4 separate regions of the Homo sapiens genome follow, and regions 2, 3 and 4 are each linked to region 1. Evidence: chromatin contacts called from ENCODE Hi-C or POLR2A ChIA-PET data. All regions are on one chromosome and are shown on one strand. The core of a region is the stretch at or near the end of the contact, and the rest is flanking DNA. Distances in the headings are between cores, read along the strand shown.

Evidence for each region. A loop is a pair of places that touch in the nucleus more often than their neighbours do. ChIA-PET counts read pairs that join two places held with the same protein, here RNA polymerase II (POLR2A). Pooled maps may share reads with other maps.
Region 2: a map of CD8-positive, alpha-beta T cell shows a loop between it and region 1 (20-fold over the local background). The contact joins the promoter of NOL11 here to the promoter of PRKAR1A in region 1. A Hi-C loop is called at or near these places in 5 of 168 maps with a recorded cell type or tissue (CD4-positive, alpha-beta T cell, CD8-positive, alpha-beta T cell, ascending aorta and 1 more), 3 of 37 single-sample maps with no recorded cell type and 17 of 50 pooled maps. POLR2A ChIA-PET finds 5 or more read pairs at or near these places in 2 of 52 experiments (T-cell and activated B cell).
Region 3: a map of posterior cingulate gyrus shows a loop between it and region 1 (3-fold over the local background). The contact joins the promoter of PRO1804 here to the promoter of PRKAR1A in region 1. A Hi-C loop is called at or near these places in 4 of 168 maps with a recorded cell type or tissue (CD14-positive monocyte, IMR-90, posterior cingulate gyrus and 1 more), 4 of 37 single-sample maps with no recorded cell type and 6 of 50 pooled maps. POLR2A ChIA-PET finds 5 or more read pairs at or near these places in 1 of 52 experiments (common myeloid progenitor, CD34-positive).
Region 4: a loop to region 1 is called in a pooled map, with 10 times the contacts of the local background. The contact joins the enhancer-like site here to the promoter of PRKAR1A in region 1. A Hi-C loop is called at or near these places in 15 of 37 single-sample maps with no recorded cell type and 5 of 50 pooled maps.

What each region holds. Positions count from the first base shown.
Region 1 is chr17:68,506,522-68,514,359 of GRCh38, reverse strand. PRKAR1A (protein kinase cAMP-dependent type I regulatory subunit alpha) reads right to left here and starts at 1,930. Exons shown (of 11, transcript NM_002734.5): 1 at 1,812-1,930. RefSeq lists silencers at 1,460-1,969, 2,390-2,749 and enhancers at 2,040-2,129, 1,883-2,456.
Region 2 is chr17:67,711,348-67,719,185 of GRCh38, reverse strand. NOL11 (nucleolar protein 11) reads right to left here and starts at 1,250. Exons shown (of 18, transcript NM_015462.5): 1 at 1,098-1,250. The coding sequence starts at 1,238. LOC101928045 (a long non-coding RNA gene) reads left to right here and starts at 1,508. Exons shown (of 4, transcript NR_188294.1): 1 at 1,508-1,544. RefSeq lists enhancers at 1-77, 1,000-1,189, 1,260-1,339 and a silencer at 640-729.
Region 3 is chr17:69,230,862-69,238,699 of GRCh38, reverse strand. PRO1804 (a long non-coding RNA gene) reads left to right here and starts at 3,688. Exons shown (of 1, transcript NR_130736.1): 1 at 3,688-5,725. It also overlaps a transcript of ABCA10 not described here. RefSeq lists a silencer at 5,756-5,956.
Region 4 is chr17:69,112,922-69,120,759 of GRCh38, reverse strand. ABCA6 (ATP binding cassette subfamily A member 6) reads left to right here. Exons shown (of 39, transcript NM_080284.3): 11 at 2,804-2,862; 12 at 5,274-5,384; 13 at 5,823-5,998; 14 at 7,023-7,142; 15 at 7,400-7,538. Among named protein-coding and RNA genes, the nearest start is that of MIR4524A, 17 kb to the right of the region's middle. RefSeq lists an enhancer at 2,508-2,697. Within about 2 kb of position 4,764, at least 6 of the 41 ENCODE cell types and tissues checked have a DNase peak (open chromatin) inside an H3K27ac peak, as active enhancers do.

The DNA of each region.
Region 1 (7,838 bases), core at 681-3,180:
CTCAGCAACTGAATTCAATACTAATCAGACTTTTCCAATTATAATGCATTGTAAACTATTGAGATGAAACTGTAAATTTAAAAGAACTTATAGAAAGAATTAACAGAGTAAAGAGCTATTCTAAAGTGCTACACTGTTACTCATTTTGTTTTGACAACTTTCACCATAAAGGTCAACAACAAGTAGACTAATTAACAGACCATTAGAAAGTTCGTGGCTCCAAGACAAGCACATAAATTAGAAGCCATGGAAAAATAATCATGCTGCTACTTTAAACAGGCAAAACAAAAACAAAAACGCGCATTTACTTTAGGATAGATTTATACAAGCCACTTCTCCAGGTCAGGCAATCATATGAACTGAAGATCCACTTCAGTAGAATTGTCTGCATTTCAAATAATACTTAAAGGCCACCAAGAACAATCATAAATCAGATCTTTCATGCTTCAAAGCATTGTCATATTTTAAGAACATTCAAATGATCAATCATTCTAAGATCAGGTCTTTGGCTGGTAGAGATGAGAGAACTGGGCCTAAGGAGTGAAACTGTGTTTTTGTTTGAAACAACTAATGTATTACGAAAACCAAAAAGATAGCCACCGGTAATAGGACAGTATACGAACAGAAATGTACCAAAATTAATGCAGTCACCATGTAAATCCCTGAATAACCAGACTTCACAGTCTTAATATTTTTAATCGAGTTACCCGGATTCTCTATGTGTACTTATTTGTAAAGCCCAACAACCTAGCCTTCCCTCCCCACACACAATTATTTAACTGCTTTAAAACTTTCGCTGCATTGTCTCTATGTAAAACAAAACACTCAGATTCATTCTTTTGAAAATTCAGTTGTGACAAAATTGTTTCGAAAGGATTACATTCTGGGAAATAAATAAAAACACTTTGAGAAACTGTTCCTGATTCAGACCGCACCCCCTTAGACCAGCCAAGTTACGGCTCCCCTAGGGTCATCTTGAGTAAGTGTTTGCTTTCCTCGCTCTGCTAAAAAGACGGATCTCTTGGGAATCTCTCAAGGAGTAGGACGGTCGTCACCACAGGCTCTGAGCTGAAGAGGTTAATAGGTACCGTGTATTTTCTAGAAGAAGGGCAGGAAAATGCCCTTCACTTCACGTAGGCCACGGTCATGACCACAAAATGAAGGGAAGCCGAGACTTCAAGCTACGCCAGTCGGAAGGCCACAGTGGTGGCGAGGAGGCCTCAGGGGGGCAAAATTGGGAAAGGGAGAGAGGTGAAAGGGGACAAGAGGAAATTCAGGAGCCCGACTAAGACCGTCGTGTTGGGGGAAAGATCACTCCGCTATGAAGAGGAAAGGCTACTGCTAGCAATGACGAGTCGTCAAAAGTGGAGAGGAAAACTACCGGCTTACAAGAAGAGCCAGGACCGGCGGACGAGACGATGGCGGACCCCAGTAAAATAGAGCCGTTGTCCTTCAGGAAATGGGGGAGGGTGAGCGAAGAGGCCGCGGCGCGCGGGGGCGAAGGCGGCCGGGGAGGGCCGCGGAGGGCCCAGGGCCCCAGGAGCCGTGGGGTGGGGGCAGCGAGCGCGAGCGGGGCGGCTGGGGAGCCCCGCACCAAAGCCAACGCCCAGACGGCCTTGAGGATGCAGACTCGGAGCCGGGGGCGTGAGGCCTGCGGGGAGGCGCCCGCCGGGCCGGGGAGGGGCAGGGGGTGCGGCCGTCCCCCTGCAGGTCGCTCCCCGTGACGCCATCTTGGATCGGTCCAGCTCCCGCAAACCGGCTGCGAAGCGACGAAGCTCACCTCGCCTGAGCCCCCGGCCGACCCCACTCACCTGGGGACGGGCGGCGGCGGGCGCGAGGCTGCGGGTGCGAGGCGGCGGCGTACCGAGCTCCCTCAGCGCTTTGCTCCCAGCCCCGCTCCACTCTGCGATAGCGGCTAGGCGACAGCTCCACCGGAAACGGCCTGGCCGCAGCCAATCAGCGTTCGGCTACTGACGTCAATGCGCCTCGCTCTGGCCAGAACCGTCGCCTTAGCAACCTTAAGGGCGCAACAGCCCCAGTTCCTCCCCCCTGGTCGCTCTTGGAAGGACCCTCACTCTGCGGTCGTTCGTCTTCCGCCATTCTTTCCATCTTACTCGTCCCTTATCCACAGCAGTTTCCTCACGCCCGCCACTTCTCCTTTCCGCAGTCTCCCTAGCCCGGTTCTCTCCTCCTTCCTGCTCACCTGCCCCTCCTTACCTGTCCCTCTCTGGGTGTCTTGGGTCGCCTTTGTTCCTCCGCCTGCTCTTCGCTCTCTCTCCGCGCAGCTATCGTGCGCTTCCCTCTCGTCCCTCCGCTCCTCTGTCCACCCCACTCTCCCTCCGGCCTCCCTTGACGCCTCTGCCTTTTCTCCCTCCTTTCCACCCCCTCCCTGGCCGACCCACGTGGGGCGTCTCAGATGACAGGTGGGCGACTCCTCCCCGCAGCCCCTGCAAGGGAGGGCCCCGGGCCGGGGCGGGGAGAGTCCTGTCGCTGCCAGCCCCCGGAGGAGGTGGCGGCCCCCGCGGATCTGCAGCAGCTGCGCTGCGGGGCCGAGCGCGGGCGGATGGCCGGGATGCGCTCTCCGGGCCGCGCATCCTGTGCCCGGCCAGCGCCGCCCGGGCCCCGGGCTCAGGTCAGTCATCCGGTCCAGGAAACCTGAGCCCTGCCGAGTCTCCGCTGGGGCCGCTCTCCCCCGCCGGGGGTGCTGTCGTCTGTGCAGGCAACACCGTCCCTGTGGAAACCAGGCACGGGAAAGGACTTTGTCAGGGTCCAAGAGGAGGCCTGAGTCCTTCTAGAACCTGAAGTGCCCCCCCATCACTCCTGACCTCACAGAGGGAGAAGTGCAGAGCGTGCAGATTGTCAAAAATGCCCTGTGACCCAACAAGAAATCGCAGCTGTCCAGACAAGCTGCACTAATGGGGAAAATTCGGAGGAAAAGCGACTTTACTCTTTCAGCCATTTTTTTTTTCCATCAGAGTATCTGTCTAAGGAGGAAGAAAAGGGAGACGGTACAATTTTAGACACATCAAGTCTGTAACTCAATAAAGAAGGCCCATCAAGGAAACATGTCCAAGTGTCTGGCTAGGGGCTGCTTTAGTAGCATTGTATATATTTCTAGGGCCGTGTGCTTAAAATTCATAATGGATTCAACACAATACAAAAAAGCAAAATACACACATATGCAAGTGTCCAGGAGCTGTTGTAGTAACATTGTATATACTTCAAGGGCTGTATGTTTAAAGTAAATCATGAACTCAACACAATACAAAAAAGTAGCTCAATAGTGTTTATATTGATTCCAGATTGAAATGATAATATTTTTGATATATTAGGTAAAATATTAAAGTTAATTTCACTTTTGTTTTTTAATTCTTAGTGTAGCTATTAAAAAGTTTAAAGTTACACAGATGGCTCCCATTATATTCCTATTGGGCAGCGCTGCCCTCGGAGGCCGACTGCTCCCCCAAATCCACCAGGCTCTAAGGGTACTGTCCATCAGATGATTTATTTAGTTATGTTATTCACTGCCTTCTGATAGGGATACATAGGCGATATCAAAAGGGCAATCAGGCTTACAGGGGGGAATGGAAAAGGGAAGTTTCTCCTTTCACTGACTCCCCAAATGTTGACCATTGGCCCTTCTCCAGGGTTGATCAGAAATGGGGATAAAAGAGCCTCAGTCAGATAGGATTTCACTCTTGACAGTACAAAGAAGGGTTGATAAACTGAACCCTACGCTGGCAAGCAGCAGAGGGAATTTGATAGCATTGAGCAGGCCCGGTCATGTTATGGGAAGAAAATATTGCAGTCAGGTAAATCTGAGTTTGGTTTCAGGCTCTGCCATGTCCGGTAATTGACTTAATCTCCATGGGTGTCCGTTTCCTCGGTCATAAAAGGATGAACAGGACTTTGTTGAAGTTAACTACTAAGGGTATAACAGCAAACACACGTATAGCACTTACTGTGTTCCAAGCACTGATCTAAGGGCTTTACACATAATTAATTTAATCCTCATAGTAACTCTTAACATAGGTAATATTGTTATTGTTACAGAAAAAAACATGAGACATGGAGAAGTTAAGTGACTTGCCCATGGCCACACAGCTAACATGGCTTAAACCCAGGCAGTGATCTTAATCACTCTCCATTGCAGAATAGATAGATCTCTCTCTCTCTCTCTCTCTCTCTCTCTCTCTCTCTGTCTACATATATATATATGGTGTTCAGTACAGTGGGGGATATATTAAATGAATGTTAATTTACTTCCCATTTCTCCCTCTTCCTGCAGAGCTACCCAAACTACAAGGTTAAGTCAGAGTGACACTATGTCCCACCATTAGTGTTACCTTCCAAGTGCAGTTAAGACACTAAGAATAAGGAAACAAGCAAGCTGCTGACATTGAGCTGAGCACTTTGAGTGACAGCTGCTTCCTTGCTGAGTCCTGGCTGTGTGTCCCCATTCAGCTGCATGCAGGCGCCAGTCCAGCCACGGGCCATTTCCTGTGTCAGTCACACTCAACCTTGTTCTAGGTGCCAAATCCTCATATGCTGGGGCTTTAGGAGACATAAAGGGAAATGGGCAGTAGACAGTTGAGCCCGGGGAAAGTTCAGTGAGACAGCTGTTCTGAAAAACTAAATAGCCTCAGTGCTTTCCAAATGGTGCAAATGTTCTTTCAGTGCCACTGTGCCACTGTGAGAATACCAACTTGTTGGTATTCGTAAATTATGTTTCAGAAATGACATTTGTTCCACTGTAGTTTCTGTATGGTTTCCCTTCTCCAGAGGCCTTCTGCCCTTGATTCAAAGGTCTGTTAGCCTTTCCTTTGGACTGTGTCCTTGAGAAACTCAGTTTAAAAATATGTTTCTAGAGTAGTGGGATTATAAGTAAATTTTCCTGTTTAACTGGTGGCTAACATCTGTAATCCCATCACTCTAGGAGGCCCAGGCTGGAGGCTTCCTTGGGCCCAGGAGTTCAAGACCAGCCTGGGCAACACAGTGAGACCGCCGTCTCTACAAAAAAATTTTAAAAATTAGCCAGATGTGGTGACCCACGCATGTACTGGGAGGATTGCTTTAGCCCAGGAGGTCAAGGCTGCAGTGAGCCATGATCGCACCACTGCACTGCAGCCCTGGCCACACAGCAAGACCTTCCCACTCAAAAAACGAAAAAGAAATTGCATAATTGCTGTTACAATGCTTGTGAAACAATACCAAAAACCATAAAAGCAAAATAAACATGAGTGATAAGCAGAAATAGAATTAAGAAAGCTAAAACGTGAAAGGAAGGAATACTTTGGTGGTCCATTTCTTGGTGGTTCTTGCACCTAAAGTTTCCATTGGCTAAACACAGATCCACGTATTTCCAATTTCAAAGTCCATCACCACCTACTTATGGTGTACAATGGTACTGAGTACTTATACTTCCTAGGAGACCCAAAGTTGTGGTTTCAGACATAACTAATTCCAGCAAACACCCGAATGCCAAAATGTCTTCCTACTTTTCTCACTGGCAAATGCTCATTTAAACTAAGGAGGGGTGTTTATCTTGAGCATTAATTGAAAATATTAACCAAGAAACCAGAAGGGTGGCAAACTTGGATCTAACACTAAAGCGTTCCAAGTAAAAATATCTTAATCTAAAACATATCTTCATCAAAAATAGCATATTTACTTATTCATTCAACTTTTATTTTAGATTCAGGGGTACAGGTGCAGGTTTGTTACCTGGGTATATTGTGTGATGCTAAGGATTTGGGTACAAGTGATCCCATCACCCAGGTAGTGAGCATAGTACCCAATAGTTTTTAAATCCTTGCTCCCCGACTCCCCCTTCTAGTAGTTCCAGGTATCTATTGCTGCCATCTTTATGTCCTTGAGTAATCAATGTTTAGCTCCCACTTATAAGTGAGAACATGCGGTAGTTTTCTATTCCTGTGTTAATATGCGTAGGAGAATGGCCTCCAGCTGTATCTATGTTGCTGCGAAAGACATGATTTGATTCTTTTTATCACTGAATAGTATTCCATGGTGTATATGTACCACATTTTCTTTATCCAGACTACCACTGATGGGCATTTAGGTTGATTCCATGTCTTTGCTATTGTGAATAGTGCTACAATGAACATAAGCATGCATGTGTCTTTATGATACAATGATTTGTATTTCTTTGGGTATATACAGTCCAAAATCTGCAGGGCAGGTCAGCAGCCTAGACCCAAGGAAGAGTTGATGCTGCAGTCTCAAGTCCAAGGCAGAACTCCTTCTTCCTCAGGGAACCTCAGTCTTTTCTCTTAAGGCCTTCAACTGAGTGAGGCCCACAAACATTAAAGAGAGTAATCTGCTTTACTCAATGTCTATTGACTTAAATGATAATCGCATGTACAAAAAAAAAATACATTCACAGCAACATCTAGACTTGTGTTTGACCAATAACTGGGTAGCATGGCCTACCCAAGTTGACACAAAATTAATTATCACAAGCATGTATTCAGTGAAGTCCAGATATTTGTATGAATCTCTTCTAAAATGTTCTTCCTTTGAATACTAATCTCCTAGGCCTAAGCTGTTTTTAAACAAGGCTGACCTTTTGTCATGGATTTGAGGCTTTAAAAAATAGGGATGAGTCAGTCACCCACACAGATCTTTTTTTTTTAATGTGAAAAGATAGTGGTTTCCTGTTTTTCAGATGTATGTATGTTTGTTTGTTTTTTAATTTAATTTAAGTTCGGGATACATGTGCAGAAGAACGTGCAGGTTTGTACATAGATAAACGTGTGCCATGGTGGTTTGCTGCACCTATCAGCTCATCACCTAGGTATTAAGACCCACACGCATTAGCTGATTCTCCCCCTCCCTGCCTCCCCAACAGGCCCCAGTGTGTGTTGTTCTGCTCCCTGTGTCCATGTGTTCTCATTGTTCAGCTCCCACTTGTAAGTGAGAACATAAGGTGTTTGGTTTTCTGTTCCTGTGTTAGTTTGCTGAAGATAATAGCTTCCAGCTCCATCCACATCCCTGCAAAGGACACGATCTCATTCCTTTTTATGGCTGCATAGCATTCCACAGTGTATATGTACCACATTTTCTTTATCCAGTCTATCATTGATGGGCATTTGGGTTGATTCTATGTCTTTGCTATTGTCACACAGATCTTTGTGTCATGGATGGTATGATCGTTGACTAGGATCAGTAACTTTCTTTGTTTTTGTCAATCTGACAAAGTCAACAAATCTTGTTAATGTATCCAGGTTGGCACTGTACTGATCATGTACCTATACTCTTCCAGGAATTCTTCATTTTTTTCTTTGCTGGAGGCTGGTCATGGTTCCCTTTGAGAAGCTCATGAAAACAATGGGCTTTCTCCCCAGGAAATAAGCCCAAACAAACATACACACACAGCCTTTTTCATCCCATTTCAAGGTGGTCACAGATCCTGAAGCCCATCCATGTATGGACTCCAAGTTTAGAATCCCTTATAAAATGATTCCTGATCATCCACACTAGTGGATACTAGCAGGTACTAGGTAACAGGCATGCAGAGATAAATAAGCCATGACCTCAAACTTAAAAGTTCACAGTCTGGGCCAGGTGCGGTGGCTCACACCTGTAATCTCAGCACTTTGGGAGGCTGAGGTGGGCAGATCACGAGGTCAGGAGTTTGAGACCAGCCTGGCCAATATGGTGAAACCCCGTCTCTACTAAAAATACAAAAATTAGCCGGGTGTGGTGGTGCACGCCTGTAGTCCCAGCTACTCAGAAGGCTGAGGCAGAAGAATTGCTTGAACCAGGGAGGCGGAGGTTGCAGTGAGCCGAAATCGGGCCACTACACTCCAGCCTGGGTG
Region 2 (7,838 bases), core at 1-2,500, 790 kb after region 1:
CTCAAGTGATCCACCCACCTGGGCCTCCCGAAGTTCTGGGATTACAGGCGTGAACCACCGCGTCCGGCCAAACCTCTAAAAGGGTAGTTAAAATGAAAATATAACTAAGTTCCTAAATAAGTAAATAAGCAACCCTTTGTTAAAAAAACAATAGTACATTTAAAAATTGATTATATTATGCCTCTGCATGGGAAGTTATGCCTCTGAACAGCGGCATGGGAAATTAAGTAGGGACATCTGGGATCATGTCTATCCAATTCCAATCTGCCATTGTATTCCTATGCAGGAGCTGCAAAACTGCAAATCTACTTGACATCCCAAGTGAAACCCAATAGAGTTAGCAGAGTCAAAACGGCACAGGGAGCTGTTAGCAACCTGTTCTCAAAACGTCAAAGCAGATACCTAACTTCTTTAAAACATGGAAAACTATGTTCAGCAGCCCAGAGAAAAGTAACTGCTTTCTATGCGACCACCAAAAGCAAGGTTAGAAAGTGTTCTCTATCAGGCTTTAGGCTGAAATGGGGGCAGGGCTTGCAGATTTTCCCAGGACTCAACTCCAGGATTCCCAGCGTGAATCAGAGATGCCAACAGACAACTCACTTGGAGGCAAGATTCTTAGCGAGCTATCAAGAAAGTCCCTCACTCTCTAAAATTGTCCCCGCCCCTACAAAGAGAGGGGTGTGAAGTGTAGACACGGCTAAACCACTATTCCCACTCTGTCAGTGTCATCCTCTCCCGCCCAACCAATCTCCGTTCCATCCTCCCGCGGGCGGCTAAGATAATAAAGACCCTAGGAGGGAATCTTAGCAAGGCCAATTCCGCGAGTTCCGAAGCAAAAGCACAGGTTTTCTTTCTTTTCCGAGTCTAACCCACGTGCACTCAGACGCTCTGCCCCTGCAAGTCGGAAATATGCCTTTACAGGAAGGCAAGCAAGCCAGATTCCAGACCTCACTCAGCGTCCCCAACAGGCCCAGCCGGCTCTCTGCTAAGCCTTCTCCACGATCTCTTTCTGAAGCTGTGAGAAACTTGAGCTCGAGCTCCGCGCTCAGAAAGGGGCGAGAAGGCAGTCGGGGCGCTCCCAAACCTATTGCCTTCACCTTATAGAGGATGACTGTCCTGCCGCTGTCTGTCACTAGAAACTGGTCTGTTTTGTCGCTCTGCTCCACGCCTAGGAGTCCTTCAGGCCCGGCGCTCAGGACTACCGAAGACAACGTGAATTCTTCCTCCAGCGCTGCCATTTTGAGCAAACCTAAGTACGGCCGCGCTCACTCCCGGCAGGCCTCGCGCTTTCTCTCGCGAGAATGAACGGGCCTGAGGGGGCGAGTGCTTGCCAAACCAGGAACCTGCTCTCGCAGCCTGCGACCTCTGGCGGGCGGAAGGAGCGAGCGCGACTGTGAATTTAGCCAGGTGGGCTGGGCCGGCTTGCGTCAGACTCCGCCTCCCGAGACCACGCCTCGCCGAGTCCCGGATGTGCTCCAGGAAGGGATAGGGTAGGCGCGGAAGTGCTGCTTACTGGGTCCTGAATCGGCTGCGTGCTGTTCTAGGTGGGGACTTGAGAGACTGTAGATGGGTCTAGGGAGTGGTCGAATATAAATAAGCTAGATTTTTTTTTTTTTAATTGCAAGGGAACTCCCTAGGAATTCCATCCATGGCCTTGTGGAACGATCTGCCAAAGAAAAAATATTTATCTCTGTAGGTAAACTCCCAATAACGTGCTGTTCCTACGTGAAATGCTTAATTCCCCCCAAGTTTCTTGGAACCCTCTAGAGATCTCCAGTCTTTTCAGTCTTTCAGGCCTTCTGAGTTCTCTGACTCCCCTTCTCTGAGCCCCAGTGGGGAAAATCTCTCCTCAGCTTACAGGAAATTCAGACTAGTTTGATGAAGGTGAAGTTGAAGGTCCCCTGTGTGATTTTTGGCAAGGTTTTTATTTCCGGGAGAAATGTATGTTTCTCAGATAAGCATGGCAGATTCAATCAATAATGTTAAATAAATAAGTAAAGATAAATTGTGATGTTCTTAGGGAGAAACCATTTAATAGGCAATTACTAAACAAATGTACCCAGTGTGACAAAGTGCCTCAGTTTAGATTTAAGCATCCACCAGATCGCCATGTGTGTTGTTTCTCATTGCCCCAACATGACGACATGGGCAAAAGGAGAATATCCAGCTACTGTGAAGGAATCAAATGCAGTCTATTTTTATAATGCTAATAGGTCTTTTGTTGTTCAAAAGTAGTGGCATTATCATGGCTCACTGCAGCCTCTAACTCTTGGGCTAAATAAAGCAATCCTCCTGCTTCAGCCTCCCGAATAACTGGGACTACAGGCATCCATCACCACGCCCGGCTAATTTTTGTATTTTTTGCAGACATGGAGTCTTGCTTTGTTGCCCAAGGTGATCTTGAACTCTGATAATCTTTTAATTTTTAGGCTGGGTTGTGAGATCAAGAGGATATAGTTTATTATTATGCTTCATAACTTACTTTGTGATAGGTGGTAAGAAGAAAAACATTAAACTCAGAAGGGAGAGATAAAGCGTGGGTGTGTGGGGGAGGAAGGAGTGGTCTGTGTATGTGAAATTTTCACTAGGATGACCACAGGCCTCCTTGAGAGGATGTCTTTTTTTTTTTTTTTTTTTTTTTGAGACAGGGTCTTGCTCTGTCGCCCAGGCTGGAGTGACGCAGTCTCAACTCACTGCAATCTCTGCTTCCCGGATTTAAGCTATCCTCCCACCTCAGCCTCCCGAGTACCTGGGACTACAGACATGCACCACCATGCCCGGCTAATTTTTGTATTTTTTGTAAAGATGGGGTTTCACCGTATTGCCCAAGCTGACCTTGAATTCCTGGGCTGAAATGACCCTCCCCCCTTGGCCTCCTAGAGTGCTGGGATTACAGAGCCACAGTGCCTGGCCCAAGGGTATCTTTTGAGGATGGCATGAAGGAGGGGAGGGAGCGATCATGCAGTTAACTAGGGGAGGGAGCGATCATGCAGTTAACTAAGAGCATTCTCAGTAGCAAGTGCGCCTGGGGCACCAACAGGGAGATTCCCTAGAAGTCTATCGCAGTTATTGTAGTTACCAGGTGAGAGGTGATGAGGGCACCATCAGTAGCAAGGCTTTTCTTTCTTTCTTTCTTTTTTCTTTTTTGAGGCGGAGTCTTGCACTGTAGCCCAGGCTGGAGTGCAGTGGCGCAATCTCGGCTCACTGCAAGCTCTGCGCCCCGGGTTCACGCCATTCCCCTGCCTCAGCCTCCTGAGCTGGGACTACAGGCGCCCGCCACCATGCCCGGCTGACTTGTTTGTATTTTTAGTAGAGACAGGGTTTCACCTTGTTAGCCAGGATGGTCTCGATCCCCTGACCTCGTGATTCGCCCGCCTCGGCCTCCCAAAGTGCTGGGATTACAGGCGTGAGCCACTGCGCCCAGCCTTTTTTTTTCTTTTTTGAGACAGAGGTTCACTCTTGTCACGAAGGCTGGAGTGCAATGGCACAATCTCGGCTCTCTGCAACCTGCAACCTCTGCCCCCCGGGTTCAAGCGATTCTCCTGTCTCAGCCTCCCGAGTAGCTGGGATTAGAGGCACCCACCCCACACCTGGCTAATTTTTGTATTTTTAGTAGAGACGGGGTTTCACCATGTTGGCCAGGTTGGTCTCGAACTCCTGACCTCAGGTGATCCACCCGCCTCAGCCTCCCAAAGTGCTGGGATTACAGGCCTGAGCCACCGCGCCCGGCCACTTCACATTTTCGTATTCATGGCACCAGCAATTGTCTGTGATCCATACAAAGAGCTTAATACACGTTTGTTGAATAAGTCACACTTAACGTTGCAAGCTAGGATAATAAATAGAACGTGGACTTGATCCATTAAGGGAAAGTAAGACTTCCTGGTTGAGAAAGCTGGAACTGTGCTTGCATATTCGTCTGTAAATTTGAGTCTAAGTTTGGTAAACTATTAAAGGAGATTACAATCCTTTCTGGAAAGGACACCAGCTATAATAAGGGAACTAGGAGTCTTCTGCAACCAAGCCTAAGCTAGGAACGGGTCAGGAGGCGTTCCACTTCCAATGTGCATCCATCAAGGTCAATGAGCAAGAAGAGGGTCTGGCTATCCCTCACTGGTTAGAGACATTTAAGGCTGGTCTTCAAAGGCAGCTGTGACCCTGTGCATTTTACTGTGTGTTGTGGATGTTCTCTCTGGATTGTTTGTCATGTTTATGCTGCTTGGCTGCCTAGCTGTGAAGACTGGGGGAAGATATTGCCTCTCACATTCAATTCCTAGAATAGAATCAGATGATAAATATACAATGAATGAGTCTAAATATATAATGGGTAGGAAGGGAAGCCTGCTCACATTCAAAAGGGAGGATGTTACCCATTAGAAATTTGTCATGGAAGGTTGACAGCTGGTGACGTGTACATTGCATGAATGGGGTACAGTAAGTGCTTCATCAAAGGAATATTCGTAGAAGGACCATTCAGCAAAGAAAGTGAATGGTAGATATTTGTATGCCACCAAATCTCTATATTATTTGAAAGTTGTGGTGATTCTTAAATAAGATCTGAGATACTCTAAGATATGTTTTTCGGTTTCAGAAACTCAAAAAACCTTTGCGGTAAATGTTCAGACCATAGCAAATAATTGAACAATATTACCAGAATTTAGGCATATGCCCCTGAAGAAGTTTTCTGCCCAGCAAAAATCAGAGAGAGAGAGGAAGAATCTAAGATCTTTGTCATCCTTTGGGGCATACATTTCAACCTAATGTTAGCGCCCTCCCGGTGGTGCCAAAACCCAATGAGTATATTTTAAATTTTTTTATTGTGCTAAAATGTACGTAACATAAAATTGCCATTTTAACCTTTTTAGCAACTTTTGTTTTGTTTTGTTTTTTGTATTTTTAGTAAAGACACGGGTTTCACCATGTTGGCCAGGATAGTCTCGATCTCCTGACCTCGTGATCCGCCCGCCTCGGCCTCCCAAAGACTTCCACACCTGGGATTACAGGCATGAGCCGCCGCACCTGGCCTGTTTTTTTTGTTTGTTTGTTTTTTTGTTTTTTTTTTTTTTAAAGAGACAGGGTCTTGCCACGTTGTCCAGGCTGGTCTTGAACTCCTGGGCTCAAGTGATCCTCCTGCCTTGGCCTTCCCAGTAGCTGGGATTACAAGCGTGAGCCACGGCACCAGGCTCTTAACCTTCTTTTTTTTTTTGAGACTGAGTCTCACTCTGCCACCCAGGCTGCAGTGCAATGGCACTATCTCGGCTCACTGCAACCTCCTCCTCCCAGGTTCAAGCAATTCTTGTGCCTCAGCCTCCCGAGTAGCTGGGATTACAGGTGCCCGCCACCACGTCCAGCTAATTTTTGTATTTTTACTAGAGACAGGGTTTTGCCATATTGGCCAGGATGGTCTCGAACCCCTGACCTCAAGTGATCCACCCACCTGGGTCTCTCCAAGTGCTGGGATTACAGGCGTGAGTCACCAGACCCGGCCTTTTAACCATTTTTAAGTGTGCAGTTCTATGGCATGAAGTACATTCACACTGTGTTGCAACCACACCATTCATCTCTGGAACATTTTCATCTTCCCAGACTGAACCCATTAAACAATAACTCTCCATTCCCCCTTCTGCAGCCCCTGGTAATCACTATTCTACTTTCTGTCTCTCTGAATTTAAATACCATAGCTCAGATAAATGGAATCATTAAATATTTGTCCTTTTATGTCTGGCTTATTTCACTTAGCACAACATCTTCAAGGTTCATCCTGTTGTAGCATGTGTCAGAATTTCCTTCCTTTTAAAGACTGACTAATATTCCGTTGAATGGATATACCACATTTTGCTCCTCCATTCTTCCATTCATGGACAGTTGGATTGCTTCCTCTTGGCTATTGTGAATAACGCTGCTATGAACATGGGTATACAAATATCCCCTTGAGATCGTGCTTTGTTTTTTTTTGCTATATAACCAGAAGTAGAATAGCTGGATCACACAGTGATTCTGTTTTTAATTTTTTGAGGAAACACCATGCTGTTTTGCACAGCAGCTGCACAATTTTACATTTCCGTCAGAAGTACACAAGGGTTCCAGTTTCTCCATATCCTCACTAACAATTGTTATTTTATGTTTGTTTGTTTGGTTTTTTTGAGATGGAGCCTTGCTCCGTCACCCAGGCTGGAGCGCAGTGGCGCGATCTCGGCTCACTGCAACCTCCGCCTCCCAGGTTCAAGCGAGTCTCCTGCCTCAGCCTCCCAAGGAGCTGGGATTACAGGCATCTGCCACCACACCCAGCTAATTTTTGCATTTTTAGTAGACCATGAGCACGAGGTCAGGAGATCAAGACCATGTTGGCCAGGATGGTCTTGATCTCCTGACCTCGTGATCTCCCTGCCTCAGCCTCCCAAAGTAATGGGATTACAGGCGTGAGCCACTGCGCCTGGCCTAAAAAAAAAAAAAAAAAAAAAAAAAAAAAGTTTTAAGCTAAGGTCTGATTTCTGTTTTGAAAGGATCACGCTGGCTCTCAAGCAGAGAATAGCTCATAGGGGATAAAAAGCAGAAGCAGAAATACCAATTTTGAGGATACAAGAGATAGTGGCTTGTGGTAGGTGGTGATAGCGGAGATAGGGAAAAGTGGATCAATTCAGGATGTGATTTGGAGGGAGAGTTGACAGGGTGGCAGATGGGTTGAGTGTGATGGTGAGAGGGAGGGAGGAATCAAAGGCATGTTCTGCACATTTACCTTGAGTGACCAGGTGGATTGGGGTGTTCCCTACTGAAATGGGGAAGTCTAGGCAGGGGAGTAGCACATTTGCAAGGGTTGTTTGGAGAAGCCATACCCAAATTTCTATTTTGGCTGTGTTAAGTGAGATGCCAAATAAGCTGTATCCCATATGATGCTGGAGTTCCTGGCAGAGCCCAGGCGGGTGATATAGATTGAGGTATCATTGGCACATGATAGGAATATAAAGCAGTGGGACTGGAGTAGGTTGCCAAGTACTGTGGATTTTATCTTCTAAATATAGCTCAACCTGTCTACCTCTCTCCTTCTCCACTGGCCCCGCCCCCATTCCCAGTCCCATCTCTTTCTTGGACCGCAATAATTGCTTCCTGGTCTCCCTGCTTCTTTGTTGCCTTCTTCCAATCTGTAGCCAGTATGATCTATTAAAATTCAAATCCGATTATTCCACTCCCTGCTTAAAACCCTTTAATACCTTATTCTCAGGATATGAGCAAAATCAAATCCTTACCTTGACCTACAAATAGGGTTGCCAAGTAGAATACGGGATGCCCAGTTAATCTGAATTTCAGATAATAAATTTTATTTATCTATCTATCTATCTATTTATATATTTTTTTGAGACAGAGTCTCGCTTTGTCACCTAGGCTGGAGTACAGTGGTGCAATCTCGGTTCACTGCAACCTCTGCCTCCCAGGCTCAAGCAATTCTCTCACCTCAGCCTCCCAAGTAGCTGGGATTATAGGCACTTGCCACCACAACCTGGCTAATTTTTGTATTTTTAGTAGAGACAGGATTTCACCATGTTGGCCAGGCTGGTTTCGAACTCCTGACCTCAAGTGATCCACCCACCTCGGCCTTCCAAAGTGCTGGGATTACAGGCATGAGCCACCACACTCAGCTGATAGTGAGTACTTTTTTATTTTTAGGTATGTCCTATGCAATTATTCATTGTTTATCTGAAATTAAATTTGACCTGGCATCTTGTATTTTTATTTGCTAAACCACAAGGGCTTTGTAAGATCTAGCCCCTACCCTTCTTTCCTGGCTCATCCCTCATCAGACATCTCTTGTCCTCTTTCTCAAGCCATATTCTTCAGAACCT
Region 3 (7,838 bases), core at 2,439-4,938, 720 kb before region 1:
TCTATAGCCTTTAACTCAGGTAATTATATACTGGAGAAAACAGAATGCCCAATCATTTTAAGGCCTGTTTACCACAGGGTCAAAGTTGACACAAGTCCAAAGACTCAAAGTAAAGTATCATCATGCCCTCTCTGACAGAGTAAGAGGCATTTGAGTTCTAGATAATAACTAAAATCCTAGCCTAGAGCTAGTTCATAGAGAATCCACTAGTCTGTAGACCTATCTGTCATGTCTCTAGTCCCTGATTTGTAATTGGAATAGATATACATGGGAGTTGGCATAACCCCCATTGTTTTCTTGACCTATGGGGTAAGAACTATCATAGTGTGTATACTAGTTTTCTAGGGCTGCTGTAACATAGTACCACAAATTGAGTGGCTTAAAAAAACAGAAGCTTATTCTCTTACAGTTCTAGAGGCCAAAAGTCTAAAATCAAGATGTCAGCAGGGTTGGTTCATTTTTGGATACTCAGAGGGAGAATCAGTTCCATGCCTCTTTTCTAGCTTCTGGTAGTTGCTGGAAATTTTTTTTTTTTTTTTTGACAGAGTCTCACTCTGTTGCCCAAGCTGGAGTGCAATGGCGTGATCTCAGCTCACTGCAACCTCTGCCTCCCGGGTTCAAGCGATTCTCTTGCCTCAGCCTCCCGAGTAGCTGGGATTACAGGTGCCTGCCACCATGCCCATCTAATTTTTGTATTTTTTAGTAGAGACAGAGTTTCACCATATTGGCCAGGCTGGTCTCAAACTCCTGACCTCATAATCCACCCACCTTGGCCTCCCAAAGTGCTAGGATTACAGGTGTGAGCCACTGTGCCCGGCCAGTTGCTGGAAATTCTTCATGTTCCTTAGCTTGCAGATGCTTATCTCCAATCTTGTCACATAGCTGTCTTCCCTGTGAATGTCTTGTGTCTTCTTCAAAGGTTGCCAGTCATTTTGAATTTAGGGCCCACCCTACTCCAATATTACCTTGTCTTTTTACATCTGCAAAGATCTTTTTTCTAAATACAGTCACCTACTGAGGCTTTTAGGAAGGACATGAATTTTGGGGAAATTACAGTGAGAAAACTGTACTAGCCGCAGTCAAGATAGGAAATAAAAACATTTCATTTTGGGAGAGGGAATGGGAAAGGAATGGAAGAAGTTAGTGCCACCCTTAAAGACCTAAAGATGCAAGTGGGAGGGGGATGGTCTTTATAATATTTCCGTGTTAAATATACTAATCTTGGTCCTGCAAAAATCCAGTTCTAGAGGAGGATATTAGTCTAGAGCAAATTCAGCCAACTGTTGGCTTCAGTTGAGTAGATTAACCAGATGTGCTATCTTTGCCAGAGCTGATTAAGAAGAGCTTCTGTCATGTGGTATACAGCCACTGATTTGGCAAATGGCCCATTTTCCATTCCAATCAGAAACATTTTGCATTGATCTGGAATGTACAAAAGTATACATTTTGCTCTGCCCTAAGGCTACGTTTAGGGTTTTCTTTCTCTCTGCCAATAAATTCCAAAAGAGACCTGGATCAGCTGGTCATTTCATAGAACGTAAGACTTGTCGACTCCATTGATGACATCATGAATTAAATGAGTAAGAAGTGGCTAGTATATTGGAAGCCTTGGTTAGACATTGTGCTACAGAAGGAGTATATCAAAATCCCATGCCATTAATATTTGACCAGAAAATAATAACTTTTGCCATTTCCTCTTCACTATCCAAAATATACTGGATTTCTCCTTAGGAAACTTATTTTGCACTGAAGTGATTTGCTATTGTTTAATACAGGGTATCTTAACCTTGGTACTATTGACATTTTGGGCTGGATAATTTTTCGTTGTGAGAGACTGTCCTGTGTGTTACAGGGTATTTGTAACATTCTTAGCCTCTTCCCACCAGATGCCAGTAGCACACTCTCCCAAGACCAAAAATGTCTCCACACTTTGCCAAATATTTCCTGAGGGAGGGTTGGGGTGGGGGTAGGGGGAGGAAGACAAAATTACTCCCATTTGAAAATACTGATTTAATGCATTGATTTGGGTTGAAAATTGATTCATTTATCCAAAGGCGTCAGTGGAAAAGTTTGTTTTAATTATTTTCTGTAGTTTTTCCATACACAAGTAATGTTTCATACTCAGTGCTGAAAGGAGGTAGATTCTTGATTCTGGTTCACTCAGATTGAGGTAGTAGGGAGAAAATTTCGATTCTAATCTTGTAATAAATACATTCTATCAGTTTCATAGACTCTGTCTGCAGACTTATTCTCAAGGTCTTTGTGCATATTTGAATGCATGTCTTCTTTCAGTGCTGTTTTCAGTTAATCTTAGGTTGTCTTTGAATATTATGTGAACTATCTTCTTACATGTGAAGTTACTTATTTGCTATTCTTAAGTCATTTCTCAATGGGGTTCCCAATTTGGGACTACTCACTTTGGGCAGGGGGGATTTACAAGCCTGCATTATAAATATTAGAAGTAGGTGCCCTGGATAAAAATAAACTGTTTATAAAGACAGTGTGGCCGATCCACAAGTTTGAATAGCTTTGCTTACATTTTGAAGTTCAAAGAAAGAATCTTTTCAAAAAATCCTACTACTATTTGACTTGGCCATATATATATAGGTATTGTAAGATGCAAACCCAGGATCTTATCTTTGTCCTCATGGTTATTCCCATGCAGCTGAGGATACAAAACCTATACAGCAGACAACTGAGACAAAAGTTGAGAACTGAATTGTATAGAAAGCCACTGGAAGTTTTCTTTTGCCTAGTTAAAGCTCAAAAGAATTTACAATGTACAATTTAAATTCAGAGTTGTAACTGTGCTGGGGGACAATGAATTTTACACTGAAATGTGACAGTGTCAAGATTATTTAAAAGTATTGCATCTCTAACTTTAAAATTAAGGTTTTGTTTTTGTTTTTTTTGTTTTCTTTTTTTTAAATCTCAGTAACCATGAGAGATACAGTTTCTAATCCTGCCAGGTGGAAGCAGCACAATGCAAGGTGTGGGTGGGTGCCTAGTAGAAATGGGACAGAAAAAGAGTGAAACTCTGACCACCAGATGGCAGCAGAGGCTTGTGCCAAAGGGATACCTTTCTGGTCCCAGAAAGGGGTGGGGTAAGGCCGCTTGAGTAGTGGCAGTGACAGCAAGGCAGTCTAAGAAGCCAGAACTGAATGAACTAAGAAGCCAGAGCAGAACTCTTCTGAGCCAGAGTCACCCAAGTGCTAGTTCATTTGAGAAATGGTGAGGCAGTAATAGAGTTCAAGAGGTTAGAACAAAGTAAGAGGGGTGAGCCAGAGGATACTCCTAGCCATTCAACAAACTTAAAGAAGGCAGAACAGCTAGAGGTTGAAAAGGACAGGAATGGTTCTTAGATAGGACAGGACAAGAACCTGAAGTTAGATTGTAATCACCGGTTATAAATCCCTCCTTTGGTCTCTTTGAGGAGCCACAAAATAGGAAACGTTTCAGGCACTCTCCAAATGGCACAGAATCTAGTTATCTCTAATATTGAAAGTAAATTTTATTGATAACTGGGATAACTTGGAGGGAGATGGGCAGAGATGGTTAAAGGAAACCTCCAGAAATGGTGTTGTTTATCGTCTTTTTAAATAAAGATGTAACCATAGTCTCAAATCTAATTTTTTACTTCTCATTTCTTTTGCTTCAAAAGGGAAAACCAGTGATAGTCACATCCTTCAGAAAAATTAGTTAATTTTTTTCCTTAAACAAATCATTACTTAAGAATTTAATTGATAATTCCCACTGGGAGAAAGCATCAAGATGAGCAAAAAACAAGTGGCATTTTATTTGGAATATTTAAGAAGTAAAACAATTCCAATTGTTAGAAGAGACTTGACGTATAAGAACTAAGCATTAAAAATGGTAATTAAGATTAATTGAAGGTTTACTCTGTGAACGCCATTGTTTCATTGCTCTATGCAAATTTTGTAGAGCAAAAAATTCATTGACCAGCAGCATCAAAATTAACTGGGGAGAGTGATGCCAGCAAGATGACATAATAGAAGGTAACCCACTCATTACCCGCCACCCCCCATAACAACAATAATTCTGCACCACCACAGACCAAAGTCTCTGTGCAGGAGCCTCAGGATTCAGGTATAAGATTGTGAAACCCCAGTGGATCCCAAGACCTAGAGGTTGTTTTGAGAGTGCAGACTAGCACCCTAGTGGCTGATCTGCTGATTTTGCTTCTGGGTTCAAGCCTGGAAATGGTTCCATTCCCCAAGGAGCTTGGCTAAAAACTCATTTGGTCTTGAGCCTACAACCAAAACCATCTGCCAAGGAGTCCAGAAAGAATCATGTACACTAGTGCCTCAACAGAGAGCCTCCTCTGACTGCTGACAATGAATCTGAAAGTTGCCCTGTGACTTGACTTCAGCCCTTCTCTGCTAAAGTCCCAGCTCAGAACTGCTCACACAAGGACCTAGAGTGAGACTCGCCCATGTCTTGCATCCTGGGAGTCTGAACTTCCATGTTGTGCTCTCCAGCCTCTGTCCCATAATAGATCCTGAGGGAAGCCAGCCTCAGTTCTGACCCCTCTGCAGTCAGGGAACTAGCCCATCTGTGCAGAGACTTGCTGGGAGATGCACACTCATCTGAGCCAATAAGATAGGCTTGCCAGCTGCCTTCTGCAGGAGATCCAAGGGTCCCCAGTCTCAGCCCTGGCCTCACCTGCTACAATCAATGAACTACCTCACCTGTCCAGGGACTGTAGGAGATGGACATCCATCTTAGCTACCAGAACAGTCTTCTGGGTTTAGGTTTCTGGCCAGATTTTTCATACAACCTGGGTACCCTTCTTTGGTCTTCCCCAGGTCTATCTGGGCTAGAAAGCTGCATAAATCTCAGAGCTCTCCCAAGACTCATAGCAAACCTGGGCTTAGCATGCCCTTTAATGCTCTAATGCTGAGACAGCTGTACTGGTCTTGGGCTCAGGGAAGACAACAGTCAGTCTCCTTAGAGTCTGTGGAAGATCTCCTGAAGAAGAATGGATATAAACAAAGCCAGATTGGGGAAACTAGAATAAATGCCTAATCCGTCAATGTGCAGACATTGTCACACATCCACAAGCATCAAGAACATTTAGGAAAATATGACCTTACCAACTGGACAAAATGAGGCACCAGGGACTGGCCCTAAAGTGATGGGGATTGTGATCTTTCAGACAAAAAATGTAAAATAGCTGTTTTAAGGAAGATCAATGAACTTCAAGAATATACAGAAAAACAATTCAGAAATTTATCAGATAATTTAATGAAGATTGAAATAATAATTAAAAAAACCACAAACATGCCGGAGTTGAAAAATACAGGGAGCATAATGAAAAATGAAATAGAGACCATCAAGAGCAGAACTGATCAAATAGAATAAAAACATTAGGGAACTCAAAGACAGGCTGTTTGGAAATAATCAGAGGAGGTAAAAAAAAGAATGAAAAGACAGTGAAGAAGGCTTATGGAATTGATGGAACAACATTAAAAGAGAAAATATTCCAGTTGTTGGAGTTAAAGAGAGAGTTGAGAAAGACAAAGCAGTGTGAAGGTTATTCAAAGAAATAATAATAGGACTTTCCAAACCTGGAGAAAGATATAAATATACAGGAACTGGAAGATCACAGCTAATCAATCAGATTCAACCCAAATAAGAATACCCCAAGATATATTATAATCAAACTTTGGAAGGTCAAAGACAAATAGAGGACCCTGAAAATAGAGAAATAAAAGAAGCAAATAGCATATAAGGAAACTCCAATACACCTGACAAGAGACTTTTCCAGCAGAAACCTTACAGGCCAGGATGGAGTGGAACATGATGTATTCAGAGTACTGAAGGAAAATAAAACTGCCAACCATGAATACTGTATCCAGCAAAGCTGTCCTTCAGAAATGAAGGAGAGATAAAGACTTTACTAGACACACAAAAGCTGAGGGGAATTCATTACTATCAGACCTGTCCTATAAGAAATGCTGAAGGGAGTTCTAATCTAAAGAGAAGAATGCTAACATGATTGTTATTCTAATACTGTAATTGTGGAGCATAAACCACTTATATCGTTAGTATGAAGAATAAAAGTCAAAACTATTAAAAATAATAAATTATTTGCTAAGAGATAGGCAATATAAAATGTAAAATTTAAAAATTGTGACATCAAAAATTCAAAATGTGGGAGGAGAATGGAATTAAGTGTACAGTTTTTTTATTTTTCCTTTGCTATCAAAGTTAAGTTATTTTAAAATAACTTGTTAGATGTTTTTTTGTCAGCCTTACGGTAACCACAAAGCAAAAACCTATAATAGATATATTAAAAATACAAAGCAAGAAATCAAAACACTACTAGAGAAAATCATTTACACACAAAGGAAGATTGTAAGAGAAGAAAGGGTCCACAAAACAACTAGAAAACAGGTATCAAAATGGCAGCAGTAAGCCCTCATCTATCAATAATTAACTTGAATATAAATGAAATACATTCTTCAATCAAAAGACATAAAGTGGCTGATTGAATAAAAAACAAGACCCAACTATCTGCTGCCTACAAAAGACTCACTACACTTGTAAAGAGACACATAGATTGAAAATGAAGAGATGGAAAAAGATATTTTATGCACATAGAAACAAAAAAAAGAGTAGGAGTAGCTATACTTATATCTGATAAAATAACCAAAACTTTAAAATGAGATAAAGCCATTATATAATGATAAAGAGGCCAGTACAGCAACAGGATATAATAATTATAAATACATATGTACTCAACATAAGAGTACCGAAATATATAAAGCAAATATAAATAGATCTAAAAGGACAAATATACTGCAATAAATAATTGTAAGGAACTGGAATAGACAGATCATCCAGACAGAAAATCCCAAAGAAACATTATAATTAAACCACATATTAGACCAGATGGATATAACAGACATTTATAAAACATTCTGTCCAACAGCTGCAGAATACACATTCTTCTCAACAGCACATGGAATATTCTCCAGGAAAGGTCATATGTTAGGCCACAGAACAAGTCTCATCAAGTTTAAAAGAATCAAAATTACATCAAGTAGCTTTTCTGACCACAATGGAATAAAACTAGAAATCAATAACAGGAGGAACATTGGAAATGGTACAAATACACGGACATTAAACAACATCCTCATGAGCCACTAATGGGTCAATGGAGCAATTAAAAAGGAAAATATTTAGAACATTCTTGAGTCAAAAAGGGGGAACATGATATACTAGAACCAAAGGGATACAGCAAAAGCAGTTTTAAGAGGGAAGTTTATAGCAATACTTGCCTACATCAAAAAAGTAGAAAGATCTCAAATAACCTAACATGGCAACTCAAGAAACTAGAATAACAGGAGCAAACTAACTCAAAATTAGTAGAATGAAAGAGACAAATACACAGGAGAATGCCATTTGAAGACACAGGCACATAGAAGAGAGAATGCCACGTAATGACAACACAGATATTAGAGTTACGTATCTGCAAGTCAAGGAATGACAAGGGTTGCTGGCAATCACCAGAAGCTGGGAGAGAGAGCATGGCTTTTCAGATAGGACAATGATTTTTGGACTTCCGGACTCTGACACTTTGAGCAAATCAATTTCTAAGGTACCCAGTTTGTGGTACTTTGTTATGGCAGCCCTAGGAAACTAATACAATGGAAATTTGGGCAGGGAATGTAAGAAGATGAGCTAGTTTATAAGATATTTTATAAGATAAGGTAGCTTAAGAAAGCTGGCAGTGACAATATTTTCTCATATGTAATTGCCAGTCATATGTAAAGAAAGATGGAAGGAGAGAAGAGATTGTAATAGAAATTAAC
Region 4 (7,838 bases), core at 3,515-6,014, 600 kb before region 1:
CTCAAATGTAAATGACTGATTTCATGTCTAAAATCCAGAAACAACAGCTCCTCCTAAATGGAATTTTCTTTATTAAAACAAAACATTAAAGTTTCACTTCAACAGGGATTCCATTTTACAAAGAAATGCTGAAATAAAATACCTGGTGAGACTCATCATCTTTTAACTTTGCTTCATTCATTCATTCAACAAACATATTGTTGCTGGGTTCTTTACTAATCTTTAGGGCAGCAAATATGAACAATAAACTGTCTTTCAAGGAGCACACAACACAGGGAACAAAATAAATAGGTACATGAAATTCAATCTGATAAATGTAGGGATAGAGATATTAACTACTGTTATTTAGTCAATAGAAGTGTTAACTACCCTAGTTTAGGGAAATCGAAGAGAACGTCTATTTTTGTTTTAAAAAGTTAAAAATTACTGAAGAAATTTAGGCTTTTAAAGCTGACATATTCACCATCCGGGTTGAGCAGATATAAACATTATTGTCATATTTGCTTTGTATTTTTAATGGATATATTATATGTTTATTTAAAGTCCCTTTTGATCTCTTTAAAATATTTTCTCCATCCTTCGTCAGAATTTACCTTTATAATGGATTTGGTGTTATCACTTTCCATTCATATATTTACATATTGCACCATACACTTATAGCCCTAATCAATATGTGATATAGATATATGTGATATAGCTCTGTGTGTTTTTGATATAATCTATAAATGGTATCAGACTGTACTTAAGTTTCTACATATTGCTTCTACACTCAGCATTTTGCTTTTTGGGGTGTATTCATAGTGATAACTATGGGCTAATGCATTGATTTTAATTTTTATATAAAAGTATTCTAAGATATGAATCTACCACTTTTATTTATCTTTTCTGACATTGAAAAATATTCTAGTTGTTTCTAATTTTTTGGTCTGACAAATGATGTTGCAATGAACATTCTAAGAATAAGACAGATAAAAAGGTGTGTTTGTGCATATGTACATATGTGTGTGTGAGTGCATGTATATATGTATATGTGTATGACACACCCAGCAGAAAAGACAAAAAGCACTAAGCTTTGTGCAGGATATAAATGGTGGTTTGGTGATCCTGACACATAAAACATGAGGCCGAGGATGCCAAAAGATGTCACTGGACAGACCATGAGTGGCTGCTTCATGTGGTACAAAGTAGCCTTGACTTTCCCTCTGAGGCTGATGAGGAACGTTGAGGAGTAAATAAAATGGATTTTAAAATAAATCACCCTGTTTCCTGTGTGAAGCATGGATTCTAGGGGAATAAACTGAAAGTAGGGAAAGGAACTAGAGGCAGTGAACAAGAGAAGAATAGTTGAAGACTTAAAAGGGACCCAAGACTTGAACTATTTTAGAGTTAAATTTTACAAAAATGATACCAGGTTGGATGGGTGATGAATCTGAGTGAGAATCAGGAAGAGAGTAGTTGAATGTCCATGCTGCCAAATAAGATCCTGCGTGATGGGGAAATGGGTTTAGGTGACAATGCAGTGAAGTCTGTTCTGCATATGCAGTTTTAGAGCAGTTAATTCTCAAACCTGGCTTCACATTAGACTCATTTGGAAGAACATTTAAAATATCCCAATCCTCAGCCTTCACTGCCAAGAAAAACTCATCACCCCAGATCAATTAATGTGAATCTTTTTTCTGTGAACTCTGCAGAGAAGTAATTAATGTGAATATAATATGAATCTCAGATGTTGTTTGCAGGCATCAGTTCCCTTTGGAATTCTAATGTGTATTCACAATTAACAACCACTGATTAAGAGCTGTGTGTCTGTGTGTGTGTGTGTGTGAGAGAGACAGAGAGAGAGACTATCTATGCAGCAAACCATTAGATGTGTGAATCTAAAGATCAATGAAAAGGGTGGGGTCAGCATTAGGTTGATGCTAAAACAAAAAATCCAACGAGAAAACTTCTGGAGAGAGTCTCAAATGAGAAGATCCATCATATACATGGAGAACCCTGTGGAATATCAAGCTGATGTGTCTGATGAAGGAAGAGGACTTTATTAGGAAACAGAGAAGGAACATTTAGAAAAATAAGAAGCAAAGCAATTAAGTCACCATTAACAAAGAGAAAGTCATCAACAGTGACTCATAATCCACTGTAAGAATGGAAAAGTATTTGTTGTATTTTATAATTAGGAGGTCACTAATGATTTCATTATGAAGTGGTTCACTGGAGTGGTGAGTTCAGAAATCAGAGTGCAATTGAAGAGGAATTAAAGGTCAGGAAGTGAAAATGGCAAGTTTACAATGGCAAGTTTATTTTGAGAATTTTGTACAATACAGGGAGGAGAGAAATTAAATTGTGTCCAAAGTAGAGGTGAGTTCAAAGAGGAACTATTAGAGAGAACACTATAAAAGATGCAGGTGACAGAGTGTCTGACTCATAAACTAATAAGCAAGACTTGGAGACGATGCAGGATGCCAGTTCAAGACCCTAGGTAAATGAGCTGATCTTGAACAGGGGGAAGAACCAACTGTTCTAAAGCTAGAGGAAGAAAGTGAGGATAATTACACAGCATTCTACTTTTCTAGGCAAAATACTAGTAGTTTAATTGTAACTTGAGAGAGACTCCTCTATTTTCTACCTCAGGGGAAATAAGTAATCAAAAATAGGGTTTTTTCTTTCTGAATAGACTGTTTATGCCATCCCTTATTTCACATAAAGTGGTTGGCTGCAGTTATCACTATGACTAGGGCTATAAATGGCCCGTGCTATTTTCACTTCTGTGTTGGCTAAGTAAGCACCCTTTTTGTTATTTCAGAATCAGAAATGTTAAGAAGGAATATAAAGGAAAATCTGGAAAAGTGGAAGCATTGAAAGGTAAAGAAAAACATTGAAAAATTTCATTCTTTCACTTCTTTCTTTATTATAAAAAAGGGAAACATTCAATGTGAAAAAATTTGAAATATGTAGATAAGCAAAAGAAAAAAGAATATAAATAACGCTATCACTTGGACATTAATCATGATTAAGAATATGCTGTAAAATTCTTCCAGATATTTCATGAATCTATTAATTTATAACAGTGGTATCATACAATGAAAGATGTAATTTCTCTTTGTTTTTAAAGATTAATCTGCTATGAACAATATTTTATATATTGTCACTGTGAGGAAAGAACATCTAGACTGAAATCTGATAAAGGTTTTATACTAGCCGGTGAATTTACATAGTTTATATGTACTGGTGAGGTTAACTAAAGCAAGATGAGTAAAACCATTGACTATGAATTAAATTTCACAAGTCAATATCCTATAACAAACCTAAGTTATAATTTGAAATGAAAAAACACATTTTGATACAAAATATTCTAACATACAGTTTTCTATAACAGACATTTAAGCAAACATCAAAGTGAGTAGCTAGATTTCATGGAGGACTATTTACTTTTATTAAAAATAATTTTTAGGAGGGATAAAAATGATTTTTATAAAAGACAGAAGCCTTAAAAGCTGAAAAAGAAGAGCCATGAACCTTCCAGAAGTGTAGAGTTCTCCGACCATTGTGTTTATATTGCGTGTATTTTCTAATAAATACAGCATCCTCTAATTCAGTCTTATTCATTGCTTTTAGATTAGGTCTTTGAGAATTTAATGTATTTGTATGAGCAATTTTATTCTCTCTCTAGGTTTCTCTCATCAAATACCATCTAGAGCTGTGATTTCTTTCTTTAATGTTAGCTCAGGAGATACTGAAATAATTTTAAATTGATTACTTAAAGTTTTGGAGCACATTTTGAACTACCTTTGTACTCATCAAGTCATGAACTTCTTTTTGTCTAAACAAAAAACTTCTTTAAGAATTTTGTTCATTTTAAAAATAGCAGCACCTTAAAAAATTAAAAGCATTGGACATCAACACATTAAAAATATGATTATGAATTCAAACCAAGTATAGCTGCTCTTTGGGAAATCAGGGAAGAAGTTGCAATCCCTTAGCCTCCTCTTCCTTCCTCATGGAGTTAGTTTCTGGAGCACATCTGCAACACCTTTGGGACACACTTTTGAAATCTTTTATCTATGGCCTACTTTTCAGAAGCTAAGTACCATTCCATTATATGGATACCACGACTAACTTATTAACACACCAATGTATGAGATTCAATTTGTTTCCAATTTTTAGTGTAATAAAAAATACTAGAATGAACAGCCTTGTTCAATCTTTGTAAATGTCATAAATTGTTTCTTGAATATAAATTTCTAGAAGCAGAATTATTCAAAGGAAGCATACTTTCAAGATTCTTGATTCATATTTCAAATTATTTCCCTCTAAAATCATAAAAAGTCATACTCCCACAAGCAATACATAATGAATAATAATGACAACGACAACAATAGCAATAAACACTTAGATTTCATTGAGGATTTGGTGTGTGCGGGAAACTATGCTAAGTGATTTACATGTACCATTTTACATTTAGGCCTGTGAAAGACATGTTAATATATCTCTCACTTTGCAGATGACGAAACTGAGGCTTCTATTTAATTTTTCCAGTTACTGTGGGTCAGTCCCAACAGCCAGTATCACTTCCCTCTTACCCTGGAAAACACCGTATACTTTGCATTTAAAAATTACAGGCCAGGCATGGTGGCTCACATCTGTAAATCCCGAAGTGGGTGTATTGCTTAAACTCAGGAGTTTGAAACCAGCCTGGGCAACATGGCAAAACCCTGTCTCTACTAAAAATACAAAAATTAGCCAAGTGTGGTGGCGTGGGCCAATAGTCTCAGCTACAGGGAGCTGACGTGGGAGAATTGCTTAAGCGTGGGAGATTGAGGCTGCAGTGAGCTGTGATTGCTCCACTGCACTCCAGTCTAGGTGGCAGAATGAGATCCTGTAACAAAAAAAAAAAATTACAAACATAAAATTTGTTAATGTATTTGTTTAGTTGTCCCAATATTATTTATTAAATAAACCATCTTTCTAATACATTTGAAAGGTCATTTTATTAATCTTTATTTTTATATTTTCTTTGGTCCATATTAGACTTCTGTTCTGTTCCATTGGTCACTATATCCTGCACCAGTAACATATTATTTTAATTATTATAGTTCTGTCACATATTATTTTGGCAATTAGGAAAATATTGATCATTGTGTATTTTAAAGTATTGAAATGCTGAGAAATATGCCACTAAACTAAATAGCCTTGTTCTATGTTGGGACCAGGCCTGTCTAATGCCTTTCTGTTTATACTGTTAATAATTTGTTAACAATTTGTTCTAAAAATAGGCTTGCTCTTTGACATATATGAAGGTCAAATCACGGCAATCCTGGGTCACAGTGGAGCTGGCAAATCTTCACTGCTAAATATTCTTAATGGATTGTCTGTTCCAACAGAAGGTGAGTAAAAAGAAATTTCTCAAAGGCAAGATGTCTTATAATAGAATGAGGTCAAGCATATGCCTCTCATTTTAAATTTTAAATTTGATGGCTTAAGAGAAATAATGTTTATCTAAAGTTGTTTCCAAGAGCTACATAATTTTGAATATACTTCATATTTCTGCAATTTTATAAAAATTATTATCTTTATTCCATTGTGTGATATTTCAGGGTAGATGTGCAGTTCTATAAGCATATGTTTGTAACAAGAATAATTAGTAGTTCACAAATTGTGTTCACATATATGCAGTTCTATAAGCATATATTTATGTCAAGAATAGTAGTTCACAAATCATTTTAGACATTTGTGAACATATGCCAATATTTTCTTAAATGAGATCTATGAATATTAATAGAATGTATTATCTTGCCAATTTTATTTTTAACTTCTATTCTTAGGATCAGTTACCATCTATAATAAAAATCTCTCTGAAATGCAAGACTTGGAGGAAATCAGAAAGATAACTGGCGTCTGTCCTCAATTCAATGTTCAATTTGACATACTCACCGTGAAGGAAAACCTCAGCCTGTTTGCTAAAATAAAAGGGATTCATCTAAAGGAAGTGGAACAAGAGGTAGGAGGGCATGCTTGGATTAACTGACCTGCCAACCACTTACCAAATTAAATCATGACCACAGAATTCTCTTCAATGATTTATTTGCCCTGTTATGAATAAAATTTAGGCAAAGAGGTCCCATAACAAATATCGACTGCTTTAATGAGTGGTTAAAATTGCATAATATGAATCATTTTGGATTTTATTTTTATTTTTTATTATACTTTAAGTTAGGGTACATGTGCACAACGTGCAGGTTAGTTACATATGTATACATGTGCCATGTTGGTGTGCTGCACCCAGTAACTCGTCATTTAACATTAGGTATATCTCCTAATGCTATCCCTCTCCCCTCCCCCCACCCCACAACAGGCCCCCATGTGTGATGTTCCCCTTCCTGTGTCCATGTGTTCTCATTGTTCAATTCCCACCTATGAGTGAGAACATGCGGTGTTTGGTTTTTTGTCCTTGCGATAGTTTGCTGAGAATGATGGTTTCCAGCTTCATCCATGTCCCTACAAAGGACATGAACTCATCATTTTTTATGGGCTGCATAGTATTCCATGGTATATATGTGCCACATTTTCTTAATCCAGTCTATCATTGTTGGACATTTGGGTTGTTTTCAAGTGTTGCTATTGTGAATAGTGCCACAATAAACATACGTGTGCATGTGTCTTTATAGCAGCATGATTTATAATCCTTTGGGTATATACCCAGTAATGGGATGGCTGGGTCAAATGGTATTTCTAGTTCTAGATCCCTGAGGAGTTGCCACACTGACTTGCACAATGGTTGAACTAGTTTACAGTCCCACCAACAGTGTAAAAATGTTCCTATTTCTCCACATCCTCTCCAGCACCTGTTGTTTCCTGACTTTTTAATGATCGCCATACTAACTGGTGTGAGGTGATATCTCATTGTGGTTTTGATTTGCATTTCTCTGATGGCCAGTGATGATGAGCATTTTTTCATGTGTCTTTTGGCTGCATAAATGTCTTCTTCATTTTGGATTTTAAAAGTTGCGTATTTTCTCATATAGGTACAACGAATATTATTGGAATTGGACATGCAAAACATTCAAGATAACCTTGCTAAACATTTAAGTGAAGGACAGAAAAGAAAGCTGACTTTTGGGATTACCATTTTAGGAGATCCTCAAGTAAGTGAGATTATGCATGGGGAAGGAAGCAGGTCGAATGTCTGCAAAATGTCAAGTTCTTTTACCACTAAAAGTGGTAGAGCTTTCATTGTAATGCATCAAGAGAGAACCTGCTATGTTTAACTATAAATAGAAGTATATTGGAGAAAAATGGCTGGATGGTTATTATTTTATGGTATTTATTGTTTTTCATGCTATCTTCTGGATACAGTTAATGTGAAAGAGAGACATATTTTATATATCTTCATTCTCTGTAGATTTTGCTTTTAGATGAACCAACTACTGGATTGGATCCCTTTTCCAGAGATCAAGTGTGGAGCCTCCTGAGAGAGCGTAGAGCAGATCATGTGATCCTTTTCAGTACCCAGTCCATGGATGAGGCTGACATCCTGGCTGGTAATTGTTGGTTTTATCTCAGTGTTACCATGATGCAATTGGGGAATTTAGAAGCGAGGTCTATTCCCAGGGTAAGAGCCCTGCTCTCATTATGGTGATGTTCCTACATTCTATAGCAGTCAGGAGGACGACAGGAGTCTAGTTCCACTGTGGAATTCCTTTCTGGTTGTACATTTGCTAGGTAGTGACAACTAATGAAAAATTCTGATTACCTTTTTTTTTTAGATCAGCTGTCAATTAATTTAAACATTCAAATCTTTTTTTATATATATTTAATTGAAAAATAGACACTTATTCTTT